Regions from separate parts of the Mus musculus genome. Here region 2 is linked to region 1. Evidence: chromatin contacts called from ENCODE Hi-C or POLR2A ChIA-PET data. All regions are on one chromosome and are shown on one strand. Each heading gives the region's core, a stretch centred on a gene start or an enhancer-like site at or near the end of the contact. The rest is flanking DNA. Distances are from core to core; before and after follow the strand shown.

Region 1 (7,784 bases), core at 3,300-5,799:
CAGTTTTCCAGGTTTTCGGAATTCATGGCTGAAAGGCACCTTACAATGTAGACTGGACACACGTTTAACAGCCAGGAAAGTCTAGACGTTGCAGCCAATCGCTACTTACCTCTAATCCAACCAAATGCTAGCCAGGCCGGACTCTGTTTAGCTTCTGAGATATGATGCGTCCAAGTGGTAGGGCCATAGACTGTTACAGGTTTCTCCAGACCCAGCTCCAAATGGGTTGTGTGTGAAGGAAACCGGGGCCGTGTAGTTAAGATGCACCTCCTTTAGCTTCCACCCTGCGGAACTCCAAATCCCAAAAGGCCTAAGTCCGAAGTCCTCGAAAAACTCCAAGTGGCGGTGTGAGAGATGTAAGAGCCTCTGCTTTGGAGGCGACTCTTACTCGTGGATAGTTTAATTATTTATTTTTATTTCGGTGGAGGCAAGGGGCGATCAATGAAGGGGAAGGGGCGGGGAGAGAGAGGAGGCGGACCCATTGGGACTGACGTATACGCAGGAAAGCCAATAGATACTGGGGGGCGTTCCCTCTCATTCAGGACTCCTCGCCTGGTTCCGGAGGTATGTTAAACAGCTGCTTTTAATTTGGTCTCCCCAATTTCGGTATTTTGGGGGTCTAGTTCTTTGGTCGCTTGCTTTGGCTGCACAAAGTCTGTGTGGGTGCTGCAGTCCCCAAGACAGAGCTACGGGGAGGCTCGGAGTCCCGCGGTTGAGGTAGGCTAGGGGCAGGCCAGGAAGGAGAGCGCTTGGCGCCGCCCGCTCGTAGTGTGTTTCCAAGCAGGGCTGGAACGGTGGGGAGGGGGCTGGCCCGGCCTGGGTCGCCCTCGCGCCGGCCGCGCCGCCCAATTTATTTTACCAAGCAGTCGGTTTCGATAGGTTTAGGAAGCTCATTGGGGAATGGGCCAGCAGAAGACCAACTGCTCTTGTAAATGCTTTAAAAATATTTTAAAAAATAATTATAAAGAAGAAAAAGAGGGAAGAGGGCCCTGGTTGCGGCGAGCGGCCTCGGCAGGGGGCGGCGGCCGCAGCCTGGCCAGTCGGGCCCACCGAGCTCACGGTGTCCGGAGTTGGTCGACCGCTGGAGTTTAAGAGCAAGCCGGGCCCCACGGTCTTTCTCCGCTAACCACGCTGGGCGAGTGCAGTGGCCGCCCTGAGCGTTTGCTTCTGCCGGCAAACTTGGAAGGGTCGTGGGCGCGCTCTGGGGAGGCGCGGGCACCGTGGGCCCGCGGTTGTTAAGGACTCTGGGGGCGGGGGCAATGGCTGTATTTGCCGGAGGAGACTTGGGGCGGGAGAGGTTCCAGCCACTAGCCTGGGAGCTGCCGGTGTGTCCGAACACGGCATTTTAGCAAGTACTCGGCTGCAGAACCGGCTAGACTGCGGTCCGGCGTGGAGCGCTTGCTGAGTGTAGAAAAGCTCTAGGAACTCGGCGGATTCAATTCGCGGCCCCAGCTGATCCCCTCGCAAACATGGAGCTGCCTCCTTCCCCGCCCACCTCACGGCCGCGGCGGCTGCTCCCCCTCCCTGAGTAGTGTGTGTGCTGCCGGGGCTCCCTCTTCCGCGAGGTGCCGCTGCGTGCCACAGGGCCGCGTACGGGGAGGGGGCAGCCTTGTGCGCGCGCGCGCTCACGAAGGGGTGGCCTGAAAGGGGCAGTGAAGGTCGGAAACTGGGAAAACAGACTCCACGCTTGGAATAGGGAAAAGGAAATGCATCAGCGGGCGGGGAGGGGCGCGCCTGTCAGCCGGATGGCGGCTGCGGGCCGAGAGGCGGGGCACCGGAGCAAACTGCGTGCAGTGGCGGTGCAGGCGGGGAGGGCAGGCGCAGGGCCAGTTCTCGAAATGCGCGGCCATCTCTGCCTCCATTGCCTGGCCAAGACTGTTTACTATCTCTTGCAGGGAGCTTGTGCAACCGGCCTGGAGGGGACCCGAGAGGGGCGGGGACATTTCCTCTTCCACCCACTTTGGGTTCTCCAGAGGCTCCGCCTTCTCTTGTCTTTCACTGGTTGGATTCGAGTCCCTCTTTCCCTTCTCGTGTATGCATTGGATGATATTCTCTAGAGCTCCGCCTATCGGGAGGTTGGACTGGAGTTTAAGTTGCTAAAATTTTTTTTCTTCGAAGGGCGGAGGGAGGATTCCTGGGGCTTACGTGAGGTACAAGCCCCCGTCCCTGTTTCTGATTGGCGAATTGGATAGGCCTTCCCCTTCTGGGGTAAGCTAGGAGGAGACGTTCTCCTCCCTGCCCCCCCTTTCTCGTGAGCGCGCTCAGCACATGGTTGAGGCCCTTTTAGCTCCCTGCAACTTCCCTCCCGCCCGGAAGTCTCAGGCTCCGCGCCCTTAGTTAGGGGGGCGGGGAAAGCCTTGGAGGCACACAAAGATTCTTCCGAGTCTAGGGATCGGCTAGCCTTCGAGGTGAAGCCCGACAATTGCGCTGTTACTCCAGAAAGCATCGCTCCAGGGCTGCTGCACGGAGGGGAGGGAATGAGTTCTACCCTCCAGCCCGATCAACTTTTGCTGTTTTTCTCCGTGCCCCTTGACTTCCTTAAATTTAAGTTTCAGAAAGCTTGGACATTGGCCGCATCCTTAATTCCTTGTGCAAGGCAATCTTGATCCTTAGTCGGCGGAATCTAAGATTATGACAACCTAGTAATGGAACCTTTGGCAAGATCTACGATACCTCGGTCGCTGCAGTCAAGGGAAGTCCGTGAGGCTCATTTCTAGCAAGGATTCGGGGGTGTTTGTTGATACCGTGGTGGGAGTGCTGTACATTGTATGGTAGGTACCCAGCCTGGTGGGTAAGGCAGTTCAGTTAAGGATAGGCATCTGTCAGTTTTGGAGTGCTACTTCAGCCTGGAACGGTTTGGCTAGTTTTTCTTATTTTAGAGCACTGTCCTGGAACAGGGCTTGGCTTGGCTACCGGTGTGGCTGCTCCCACCTGTCGGCCACTCTTGGAGTTCACAACTCTTTACTATGGCCTCACGCCGTGAAGCCATCCTAGGAGTTAGACCCACCTGTTGCCAACACTTGTTTATGGCAGTCTCCGCAGGATTTACAGGAGGACAGTATTGGATTTACGAAACGGTTCCCCGGTGTCGTATCTCCTGGGGACACTCGACTCTAGGGAGGTTCCCTCTCCCCCTTTTGCTCTAGAATGCGGTAAGACTAATCCCACCTAACCTCTCATGGCACAGCGAAAGCCTCCCCAAAGCAAGGTCGGCATCGGGCCCACGCCTTACTAGTGAATAAATAAAAGAACTAGGTCTTTATTATTATTATTATTATTAATTAATTAATGTATTATATGTAAGTACACTGTAGTTGTCTTCAGACACTCCAGAAGAGAGCATCAGATTCCATTACGGATGGTTGTGAGCCACCATGTGGTTGCTGGGATTTGAACTCAGGACCTTTGGAAGAGCAGACGGCGTTCTTAGCCGCTGAGCCATCTCACCAGCCCAAGAACTAGGTATTTCAAAGCACTTTTTGTGTTCAGGCATTGTTACTTACCCAGAAGGCTTAGAGACCGCCATTAACTCACTCTGCTAAGGAGGAATGCCCACCCCCCTTTTTTTTGAAGGGCTGGCCTTAGGGTTCCTAAATTCAGACTATTCCTGCCCTTTCGCGAATGGTTGCGATTACAGCCCTTCCCCTTGAACAGTCATTCTTAAGACCATATCCTTCACACAATCTGGAATTTTTACTCCTTCTGTGAACGTAAGTGCACACTCAAGGTTTATTTATGCAGTGGTCTGTGTGAGGTTTTCAGCCTCTCTTCCTCCAGTTTAAAATGTCCCTGGATCTACCCGACCAATAGAGTATACATTTTCCCTTCATGCTCCGCCTTCCGGAGGCTTGCCCAGGCGGTGACATTTAAAGGCCTCCGCTGGGTTATCTCCGCCCCCTGAGGGCTGCAGATTCTGGTTGTCCCAGTGTCACAGTATTCAGTCAGCCCTAGTGACCAGCTAGTAATATCTGGGCTTTTGGATCAGATTAGAGCTCCAGACCTTAATTTTGGAGTCGGCTTGCTGAAAGTAGCTGCTGAGTGCTCCAGATGGCTGTGTTTAGAAGACCGTGAAAGTGTAAAAATAAGTGGGTAGGAAGGACAAGGCTTTCTGTCATTGTTTTGGTTAATTCTCCACGGCGGGTAATACTACTGCCTTTTCCTTTTCAAATCTCAAAGCCTCGGGTTTCGGCCGCTGAGCTCCCCGCCATCTCCGATCCCGGCCTTGGAACGCTGAGGTTCAGTCTCCAGTGTAAACATTCCACAAAAGGACTGCTAAGGTTCAGCATCCTCGCGCAGGGCGGAATGGTCTCCTTCCTGGACCGGCGCCGTGTCCAATGGCGGCTCCTACCGGCGCCAAGATAGTCCAATCAGATCATTGGGGGCGGGGCCTGGCCCAGCCGTGTAGTGGGTGGAGTCGGCCTCACTTAAGGACATTTTTACCCCACATTGGTTACTTACCTTCCTGGGGCTATGAGAGAAGCAAAGGTAGTCTTCCAATGCAGGGACCGGCGGAGGCGGGAGCCGATTTGTTAGGCCTGTGGCTGGGGCGGTATGGGGAGGGATATGTGAGACTCTCCAATGAGATGTGAAGAGGTACTCCTCTTCCTCCAATAGTATTAGAGCCCGGAGGAGGGATTCGGCAATCAGTCTCCAATAGGCGGGGTTGAGTTAGGGACTCTCCCCGCCAATAGGGGCGTGGAGAAGGTGAGCGGCTCGCTCTCCCCTCCCAGCGAGGGAAGAGGGCGGGAGTAGGTCTTTGCGGCATAGTGATTGGCTAAACCATTGACGGATGGGTAATATATCCCGTGGCGGAGCGAGGTTAAGCCTTCCCTCGGCGGGGCGGGCCGGGAGAGTGGGCGGGATTTCCCGGGTAACAGAGAAGCGGCCGCGGCGGTAGAGGCGGCAGAGACGGTTTCTCCATCTTCCCCCCTCCCCTTCCCCCCTTAGAGTTTCCCTCCCTCCCTCCCTCCTTCCCAGTCTGGGCACCCAGGCCTGTGACCGCTTCGTGGGCGCAAAGGAGGTTGCCAGTCCGCTCTTGCGGGCCTGTGCCCGCGCCGTTCCGGGGCCTCCGTGCTGGGTGCGAGGCTCACGCCGGGAGCGACGCACAGGCTGAGTGGCTGGAGCTTTTGCGGTGAGAGCACGCCGCACCGCGGTCCGCCCAGCAGCTGGGTGGCGGGTAACCCGGGACTGGAGGGCGTGTGTTTTTCGGGGGGGCTGACCTCGGCTTCCCGTGCGTGGCTGTGGGGGGCGGAGCGGAGCCGCACTCAGTGCGGGAGGGGGAGGAGAGCGTAGTCCCGGTGCGCACGGAGGGGCGGGTCCTAGTCCCGCCGATCAGAGGCGGGGCCGGCGCGCGTGCGGTGGTGGAGAAAGGGGCGGGACGGGCTCGCGCTAAAGGCCCGCGGCTGTGACCCCGCCCCTTCTCCCTTATGGGCGGGACCACTGGCTGAACTGCTTTGGGTCCGCGGGGCGTGCGGGACGGGAAGAGGGTCCCGGCGTGTGGCTTTCAGGGCGCGGTGGCGAGGGGGCGTGAAGCCTGTGTTCCCCCGCCTTAGCGGGATCCGGTTGGCCGGAAGGCGCGTCCGGGGCTGTGATGCCACGCCCCTCCCGCCCCGCCCCCTCCGGGATTTCCGCCTCCTTAGCAGTGAAGAGGAGCTGGGGAAAGCCCGCTGTGGCGTCTGGCAGGGGGTCAGGGCTCCGTGTCTGCTCCTCCCAGCATCCCCGTGGGTGGGAGGGCCCCTTGTAGACTGGGAACGGTGGAGGTGTCCGGACTTTATGCTGTGGCTTCTTCATCCATTCTGCTTGGGGCATCGTGGCCCGTAGCTGTAGTCTTCTACTTTGCTTCACACACCATGGATGGCGCCTTAACAGCTAGGGAGAGTAGAAGCGTGGTCAGCTGCTCCTCTTCGTTGTAATTATTGGGACGAGATACTCAGCGTCCTCTCTGGAGTGTCTGCGGTGGGGTGCGGCTGGTGCTGTGCCCTTGCTTCCCCGACAGTGGCCGGTGGGGGAGGGGCAGAGTGATCAGGGACTGGAATTGTGGAGGGCGCCAACCTTCCCTGGAGTTCCCTTGATGTTCAGCTACTGCGCCTTTACGGGTTGATACCTAAAAATTGCTACCATTTTTGGTAGCTTAGGACTTTAAACTCAGTTTACCATTTGAGCTCCTAACAAATCTGAGATTTTATTTCTAGAGAAAGTATTGAATTTATGATTGTAAGTGATGGAGTGAGTTTAGGGCACATAAGCATTGCTTCACCGCTAGGCTATACCCCAAGGCTAAATTTTTTTTTTTTAAGTCAAAGATTTAACTCTCTTTAAGTAAAATACTCTGATTTCTTGACTGATTTCACCTACAGAAGGTTTTGTTACATAAGCTTAGTTTCACAAAGGTAACTTAGAATTTTGTGTTCTCTTTTGGTTTTATGTAACTTCTAGTCCTTAAAGCTTCATGTTGCTCTTTTTAGATACTAAGTAGGTTGAACTGTATGAAACCTATGTGTAGCATAGCTTACCGGCCTGTGTTAGAGAGTTACTTTGGCCATTGTTGGTTTACTGCACATGTAACCATATTAGATGATCTTACTCGAGAACTTCATGAAAAGTGAACATCGAATTCTTAATTTATGTATTGATATCTGAGTATGTGTAAACCACTTTTAAAAAAGATTTATGTTAAAGTGTGTGTGTGTGGGGGGGGGCAGAATAGGATGTTAGATCTCCTGTAGGTGGAGATAACAGGTGGTTCTGAGCCACCTGACATGGAACCCAACTTAGGTCCTTTTACAGGAGCAGTCTGCACTGAGCCATCTCTCTAATCTCATAGTCATGTGTAATTTCTGAAGCTAAATTCTGGATTTGTTCTTTGTTCAGTAGAGGCTGAAAACTGTGCCCTGTGCTGTACTTAATGAAGAGGTTAAATATTCACTTTTCAGCTAAAGAAGTGACACCAGCCATGGTAACAGAATGGAGGTGGAGCCCAAAAGATAAGGACTTGGATGTACTACAGATGGAGTACACTTAAAACGCTAGAAGAGAATTCTTTGGCTTTGAGGAAAGTTTGACCAACCCATAGTTAATTTTACCAATTGAAGTACAGTTTGGAAAATCAGATGACTTAATTCATACCTTTTTTTTTTTTTCTTGTTTTTGAAACAAAGTTTAGCCCTGGGTGTCCTAGAGTTCACCCTGTAGTCTAGGCTGGACTCAGACTAAGAGACCTGCTTGCCTCTGCCCCCCAAACACTAGGATTAAAGGCATGTGCCACCACTGCTGAGCATAATTCTTATGTTTATAGAATGTGTATAATAGGTTGTGTACTGGAGTCACAAGTCCTAGGCTTTGAAATTTCAAGAACCTTGTTTTTGCTTGTTTTTTTTCTCCTATCCATCAGTATACGTTTGTTATTTTTGCATACTAGCATTTAGGAGGCTAAGCAGACTAAGTGGTGAAGAGTGAGTATTACTCTAAGAAAACCTGAGTTCAGTTTTCAGCAACCATGTCAACCTGTATCTCAGGCTCCAAGTACTGACACCTCCGGCCTCTAGGACACAGACACGGGTGCACACCCCCACATCCATACACACAGTGAAAAATAACAGAAATACAGCTTTGAAAAATAAACTGTTAATACTTTTAAATTCAGGCCTTAAGTCGTGTGCATAAGGAAGTTTTTTCTTTTTTTAAGACTTGAGATTGGTATTTGACAAGATTCCTGGTAAAGCACAGCCATCTTGACAGTGCAGCAAATATCCTGAAAGGTTACCCAGGGCAGCTGTAGCCGGGAA
Region 2 (7,784 bases), core at 3,584-6,083, 430 kb after region 1:
TGTCTGTGCACCCTGTGTGCATCTTCAGAAGCCAGAAGATGGCATTGGATTTCTTAGGGCTAGAGCTATAGACAGAGACGATAGTGAATTGCCATGTAGGTGCTGGAAATAGAGCCCAGGTTCTCTGTTAAATGACACTGGTAAATCGATAGAATTCTAGTATCTGTAATCCCACTGAGCCCCTGGGAGAGCCCAGCAAAATTCACCACCTTTGTGTCTATGAAAATAATCTCTGTATGTTAGGAAGCAAATCCAGCCCTCCTGATTCAGGGCTGGTGCCCTTGGCTTCCACGGACTAATTCCTGCTTCCTTTCCTTCTTAAATCTGCTCCTCAGACATTCAGATCTGTTGGTATTTTGGAATATCCACAAATTCTTTGTACTTTCCCTTCAAGAAGGGAGCTAAGTTCCCTTAAATGTGGGCTACGATGCCCTGTAACTAAGCAATACATACTGCCTCTCCTCCCCCCAACCCCCCTGTCTGTGTGTGTGTGTCCACTCTTCTCATCATGTGGGGGCCAGCAAAGGGGATAGGGACCTCTAACCAACACACAGGAGATAAGCTTAGGAGCTGGTGCTCCACCTGGTCCACACCCTGACTGCAGCCTCTGGGGAGAACCCGAGTAAAGAGGTTTAATCCTTTCAATCTGGACTTGGACTTATGACTTTCAGAATCTGAAATGCTGATGGTTTTAAGCTGTTAAACTGGGGGCAACCGCTTTATGCAATAGCAGATAGCCAGTCCATTTCCTTCACCATGAAAACCTTCTCTCTCCACAAAGACAACCCATATCTTTCTTTAAAAAAGAAAAAATTAACTGGGTGTAGGATATGTGCCTTTAATCCTAGCCTTCAGGAAGCAGAGGCAGAGGCCTCTATGAATTAAGACCAGCCTGATCTACATAGAGAGTTCCAGGACAGCCAGAATTACATAAAAAGATCCTGTCTCAAAAAAATTATTTTATTTTTAATTACATGTGTGTGTGTGTGTGTGTGTGCGCGTGCGCGTGCACACATGCATGCATGTAAGTGTTCAAAGAGGCTTTAGATCCTCTGAAGCTAGTGTCACAGGTAGTATGAGCCTCTTGACACGGATGCTGGGAACCAAACTCAAATCTTCCGGAAGAGCATCAAGTGCTCTTTACCGAGCCATCTTTCCATCACCCACTCTTGCTTGTTTTGAGACTGGGTCTGATGTACCCCAGATTTCCAAGCCTGGCCTCCCCACTGCCGGTCCTCTGGCCTTCTCTCCAGAATTACAGGCATGAACTACCACAGGTGGTTCTCAACCCATACCTTTCCTGGGTGGCTCAAGTCATTTAAGTCTTGGGGGATGGGGGGGCGGGAGCCAAGCAATGGCTCCATGGGTAAAGGGCTTGCCAGCAAGCCTGTTGATCTGTAAGAGTTCGATCCACATAGCAGGAAGAGAGAGTCAAATCCTGCACACGCATTTACACATGGAAGAAGAGCTTCAGGAGGTATGGACAGCATATTCTGGTGATTGCAGCCATCGATCTGGAGGCTAACAGGAGGATTTTGAGTTTCAGGCCAGTGAGGACTTCAAAAATAAGACCTTTTCTTAAAATAAATATTCATTTTCTTCTTTTTTTTTTCTGAAGATAGGGTTTCACTGGTTAGCCCTGGCTAGCCCTGGCTGGCCAGTCAAGCTGGCTTGAACTCACAGAGATCTACCTGCCTCTGCTTCAATAGGTTAAGTGTCTCCTTTCCTTCCTGCTCCAGGGGGCTGCTGGTAAGAGCCTTTGCAGAGCACAGGCCGGTTCTCTGTAAACTGCTGCATCTAAGGCTCTCCCCACCTCTGTCTCTCTCGACGTCAAACACACCCCAGCTTTGTTTCCTCTCATCAATCTTTACTCTTTTTTTTTTTTCTTTAAATCTGATGACTCACGTAGCCTAGGAGAGGTATGTTGCTATGCTGCTAAGGAAGACCTTGAACTTCTGATCCTCTCACCTCTCACCCCTCCTTTTGCAATCTTAAATTTTTATTTTAATCACAACATAAGAAAAGAAATAACAGCTACTGTGTCCCAGGAACTCAGGGGCACAGTGAGCAGGTTACTATAATTACCCTCCTTTTACAGGTGACAAACCAGGGCACAAGGGTTAAGTCAATTGTCCAAGGTCACAAGAAGCAGAAAGAGGCTAATGAAGCCTGGACTGCCGGGTCAGTACCTCAATTACACAGGCTCCTCCAAGACTTTACGCTTACTTAATTTCCTATCCGTATTCTGTTATCCTTGCCTTTAAAGAGAGCAACAAAATCTGAATGTGGCTACAGAGGTAACAGATGCCAGTGTGCCGTTTTCTTGTAAGTATTTAAAAATACATTTACATATGCAAACGTATCCGCAGGGTTTGGCGGGCAACCAGCTTTTTCAGCATACGTCCTGGTTGCCTTTCTAACCGTGATGTTGTGTGCAGCAAAGATAGTACCTTTGTTTACCCACTTTCCCCACGTTGGACCTTCTTCCTCCTCCCGCTGTCCTCTGTCCCCTTTTGGAAGGTTCCTACCTATCTCGCACGATTCCTCCTCTGGCCTTCTTCCCATCCTGGTATCGCTTCTCATATACCCTTCCTCTTCATCCTCCTCACTTAATCTCCTTCCTTCCAGCCTCCCGCCTTTCTCCCCTCTCTGACACCACGGCTTCTTCACGGTCCAACCGGTTTCTTCGGCTCACCGCCTCTCTGCCAGTTCTGGGCTTTCAGGCTGCCAGCATCGAGCTGTCCCCACATCCTTTTCCCCCATCACCTCCCCACTTGCACAGCCGGCAGGCGATGGAGAGAGCTGACAGCGTAATGAATGGCTTCAGCTGTAATTAGCGACCCCGCGGCTAATCACGATGTGCATTTACATTTTAAGTGCTGCTGAGGGAGCTGGAAAGGAAGCGATGCGCGGGCGGGGAACCGGGCCTTTTCTGCGTTCTCCCTCCACAGGAAAATAAAGTGAATGGGAGAGTCTCTGGCAGAGGGTAGTGGTACTGGGAGAGGGTGGCGGTGTCCTTGAGGGCCAACTTGGGTAGAGGCACAACCATTCACTCTTTTCAGAACAAACCTGCTGCCCCCAGATCTTCCAAATTGTAGTGTACGGCCTACATGATTTCCAAGTTGTTTAACCCAGGCTTGCATACTCCAGGGAACGCAGAGCTCTCTTCTTTTCCAACCAGCACATTCCTACATAGCTTCTAGTCTTTCTGGAACTTTTTCTCAGATCAATCCAAAACTGCCGACTTTAAGTCCACCACTTGCCTGAGTGCACTCAGTCGTGGGGTCTCCCCAAGGTTGGGACTCCAGAGCCTGCTTCTCCCTGTGAAATCTACAAGAATTAAGATTAGATCCAGGGCAGAGTCCCAGTTCGGGGCACACTCCTGGAGTGTGAGCAGGAGATTGGAGCCAGTCACTCACACTTGAGGTAAAAATAAAAAATAAAAAGTCCAGCTGCTGCAGCCACACTCCAAGAAGAGATGAGATATAAGCTCGTTGTTCTGAGCTGAGGGGCTGAGAATTGTCACAGATAGCAAAGAGGAAGAGGAGGGCCGGGCAGCTCTCCCCCTAGACTGATGCTGTGCTCATCCAAACACCATCTTGCTGATACTTTGAGAACACCGTTCCTTACAGTCCTCAGTGCGTCTTCCTTCCCGGTGCTTCCCACGTCTGTCTGATTCCCTCCCTGCCTTTCCATGGAAACGGGATTGAATATTGAGGGCGTGGCCCCAGGCCAGGGTCACTCCTTATTAAACAGTCTTGCTTTGATCAGACCTCATCTTTCTACTGCCCACCTCACCTCGCAGCAGAGCCCGAGCCTCTGCTCAGATTCAGTGGAGTTCCCAGAGTTTGCAAGTACCCGCCCCCACACACACACATTCCGCCAAGGCACTCCACCCTGCCTCCCACCTCTTAAAACCTGTCTTCTCTCAGTCTCCTTTTAACAAAAACAACCCTCTGGATTTCTAGAGGCCAAGGCTGACTGGCAAGGAATTCCACCTGGAATTGGAAGTCAGGAATCCGGCGTTAGCTCGGGCTGAGCCACGCTCATAAACATGTATGCAGCTCCAGTAAAGGACTTTCAGGCATGAATATAAGAATTTAACGCCTTGGAAGAAATGGTCTCCTGTTCCCCATTCACTTTAGGCTGGCCCAACGCATCACTTCCTGCATTTCAGAGGTGCATAGGTGCCGGGAGCCTGGAGGTATGATCAGGAGGAGCAAAGCTTAGTGTCTCTCTAAGCAGCTACGCAAGGACCAGGCCACGACGTAGCGGTCCCAGCCCAGGGAAGGCGCTGCGTGCAGCCGCAGCCAACGCCTCCCACTCTCTGCTGACCATGCACTGGCTGCCCTTGACGCAAAAATATAGTAAGAGAACGGGAGGGAGGTCCCTGGAGGGGTGGAGTAGCGAAGCCCCAAAAGGTGGTTTGGAGATCTCTTACCTAGGAGGGGTCTAGGGATGCCCTTGCGCTGGAACCCCGCAGGGCTCAGGGACCAGGCTTGAGTCGGCATTTGAACCTTAAGCATAGTATTTATTTAGGTTGTTCCTGCATAAGGTCTGGTTCAGGGAGAACAGATGGTGACTTCGGAGAACTTCACCTCCCAAATCACCCGTGGCTCTGTGACCCCAGCCGCTGAGCTCCAGCGCTGGATCCCAAAGGCTGGAGGGACTGGGACAAGTCACGCAGAGTTGGGGCGGGTCCTGGGCGAAGGGGCGGGTCCTATCTGGCTCCCAGGCGGAGCTTCTGCTAAAGGCGCGGAGCACAAGGTGCCGAGGGCGCAGAGTAGAACATCACTACCCTGTAGAAGTCTGGGCTGAAGACTGCACGTTCCCAGCCCACCCTCCAACCTTCACTCGGCGCCGGCACCCCAATCCCTGCCAGCTCTCGCCCGGCACGACCCGCGGCCATGCAGCCCCGGGCTTGAGGCGGCCCCATGGCAAAACCTGCGATCCCAGCGACGACGGCGCATGGAGAACTTCCGTAAGGTGCGCTCGGAGGAGGCGCCGGCGGGGGACGGTGATGAGGGTGGCAGCCCGAACTCTGGCCCTTTTGCAGATCTGGCACCCGGTGCTGTACACATGCGGGTCAAGGAGGGCAGCAAGATCCGCAACCTACTGGCCTTCGCCACCGCCAGCATGGCGCAGCCAGCCACGCGCGCCATCGTCTTCAGTGGCTGCGGCCGGGCCACCACCAAGACCGTCACGTGCGCCGAGATTCTCAAGCGCCGCCTGGCGGGCTTACACCAGGTCACGCGGCTGCGCTACCGGAGCGTGCGCGAGGTGTGGCAGAGCCTCCCGCCTGGGCCCACACCGGGTCAGACGCCCAGCGATCCGGCCGCCAGTCTCAGTGTACTTAAGAATGTACCGAGCCTCGCCATCCTACTTTCAAAGGACGCACTGGATCCACGACAACTTGGCTACCAGCCTCCGAACCTCAGTCCTGGTCCTTCGTCCCCTCCTACGGTGTCGACGTCCAAGAGGAGCCTGGGGGAATCTGCTGCTGAAGAAGGCACCGCTAAGCGGTCTCAGCCTGAGCCAGAGGCTGAGAATGAGGACAGGACCGCCTGAGAATTCTCGCCTCTGAGCCACCCAGACCGACTGAATCATATATCTTCAACACTCCTGCATACCTTTCAACACACGCACCTTTCATACCTGGGTTTTAAGGGGCCCATGTTCCTGGACACCGGTCCTCAGAATGACAGCGCGGATCCCAAGGCGACAGGAGAGAGCTCAGGAATGAGAAGAGAGGATCCTTGAAGTCCAAGGAAACTTTGTGGGACATGTTACCAGAAGCCACAGAACACCACCCACACCTTTGCTAGGCCGTCTTTTTTAGGGAAGCATGGTGGGTAGTGGGACTCTTGAGCTTTCTTGGGGACCCAGACGTTAAAAGCACCCAGTATGCATGGATGCTGACAGTTGAGGCTTTAAAAATCATCTTTGCTGTTAACTGAGAGCGGGAGCTACGGAGCTGATTACTTGAGGATGGCCAAGTTGAAAATGTCCGGACCCTATTCTGCACCCCCACACACACACACACCCTAGCAATTCCCTTTTAGCATCCCTCCCCCACCCGCCTTGCATGATGGCTGAGAGGGGACTTAGGACAAAATCTGCCATGCTTCCTCCCCGAGTCCTGCTGGAGTCTTGCTTCCAATAAAACAAACGTGAAAATGGCTCTGTCTTCAGTTTTGTTCTTTTTTTCTTTTTCCTTACCCACTCGCCTGTGCAGAGACCACTTTGGCATGCTTGCCTTCAACCCTATTAGCCTTTGGAGTCTTCAAGGTCAGACACAGAGACTGGGGCAGTGTCAAAATGTTGAAAGAGGGACTTGTGGTGGAGGGGGCCGGGGTCTGTGTCACTGTTGTATCACCACAAGGGAAAGGAAGCAGTTTTGCTACTTCTCTGGGAGGGGAAGGAGGGGGGAGCATTGATGAGCTGGAGGCGGCAGCCTGCCAAGGCCGGCAGACCATGCTAAGGTTCTAACCTTGCTCGCTCCTCGCAGTAGACATTCTTACCCAGAGGCAGGCACAAAGCCCCAAGAGTAGGAGCTCCCCTTCACTGCCCTCTCTCTGCAAAAGGACAGCACACCCTTGGGAGAGGGGGAGGAGAGAGACAGCACAAATCCACTGCTGGAAATTACTATTCAGCAGAGAAGCTTGGGCTGTGAATCACTGCGGGCTCCCTGATAAGCCGCTGCCTCCAGCCCTGCACAGCTGTGTGTGGAGAGATAACAGCCTCAGATGCCTCTCAGCCCAAGTCCAAGCCTGGAGGGGGCGGGGGTGTGCTGTGTGCTGGGGAGCTGTGCAGCGTACAGCTCAGAATCTTCAGAGCAGATGCTACCCCATGGAACCCAGCACCTCTGGAAAGGAGATGGGAGAGAATAAATTTGTAAGTCACTTTGCCTGTAGAACCTTGAAATAAATCCTACTGGCGAGGACGTGGGTTTCTGCAGCTGATGGAGGGCGCCTTGGGGAAGCCTCTTCTCTCTTCCCAGTATCTCTGCTTGTGTTTTGGATCACTGACTCTTGTCATCCAGACTGTCGATCATTGCCTTTCACCTCCCACCCCACCTTCCTGACTTAATTATTTATTTTTAGGAGAGGTCTTGCCATGTAGTGCAGGCTGGACAAGAACTGATCCTCCTGCCCTAGCCTCCCAAATGCTGCGATTACAGGTGTGTAATTTGTCCAGCTCTATTTCTTGTTCTTGAGGAATCCCTAGGGAGAGCCAGGGGATCTAGATGTGTTTGTTGGCCTGATGTGGAGTAAGATGCATGGAAGACTGAAGTTACTGAAGATGTAACTCGGCTGGGAGAGCATTTGCCCAGCATGTATAAAGTCTGTTTTTTGACTCCCAGCACCATGTAAATTTGTCATGGTGGTGCACCCCTGTACTACCTGAATCTAGAGGTGGAAACAGGAATACAAAAAATTAAAGATCAGGCTGGAGGGATGGCGGTTAAGAGCACTGACTGCTCTTTGTAAGGTCCTGAGTTCAAATCCCAGCAACCACATGGTGGCTCACAACCATCTGCAATGGGCTCTGATGCCCTCTTCTGGTGTGTCTGAAGATAGCTACAGTGTACTTACATATAACTAAAATAAATCTAAAAAAAAAAAAAAAAGATCATCCTTGGCTACACATGGAGGAGTGTACAAAGTGTCACCACTGGCCAGCCTGGACAAAGTGTCTTAGGAAACAGTAAACTATCCAGACAACTAAGGTACCCTGGACTACTGGGCTTCTGAAACTAAAGGGAAGATAAGATTTAGAAGTCA

The links. A loop is a pair of places that touch in the nucleus more often than their neighbours do. ChIA-PET counts read pairs that join two places held with the same protein, here RNA polymerase II (POLR2A).
Region 2: POLR2A ChIA-PET joins it to region 1 with 16 read pairs in embryonic stem cell. The contact joins the promoter of Rpp25 here to the promoter of 2700012I20Rik in region 1. A Hi-C loop is called at or near these places in 1 of 37 maps with a recorded cell type or tissue (v-Abl transformed pro-B cells). POLR2A ChIA-PET finds 5 or more read pairs at or near these places in 2 of 5 experiments (both embryonic stem cell).

What each region holds. Positions count from the first base shown.
Region 1 is chr9:57,071,500-57,079,283 of GRCm38, forward strand. 2700012I20Rik (RIKEN cDNA 2700012I20 gene) reads right to left here and starts at 4,550. Exons shown (of 2, transcript NR_152107.1): 1 at 4,459-4,550; 2 at 3,704-4,344. It overlaps Sin3a (transcriptional regulator, SIN3A (yeast)), which reads left to right and starts at 4,877. Exons shown (of 22, transcript NM_011378.2): 1 at 4,877-5,131. It overlaps Gm10658 (predicted gene 10658), which reads right to left and starts at 467. Exons shown (of 3, transcript NR_045886.1): 1 at 110-467.
Region 2 is chr9:57,499,269-57,507,052 of GRCm38, forward strand. Rpp25 (ribonuclease P/MRP 25 subunit) reads left to right here and starts at 4,834. Exons shown (of 1, transcript NM_133982.1): 1 at 4,834-6,179. The coding sequence starts at 4,969. The coding sequence ends at 5,568.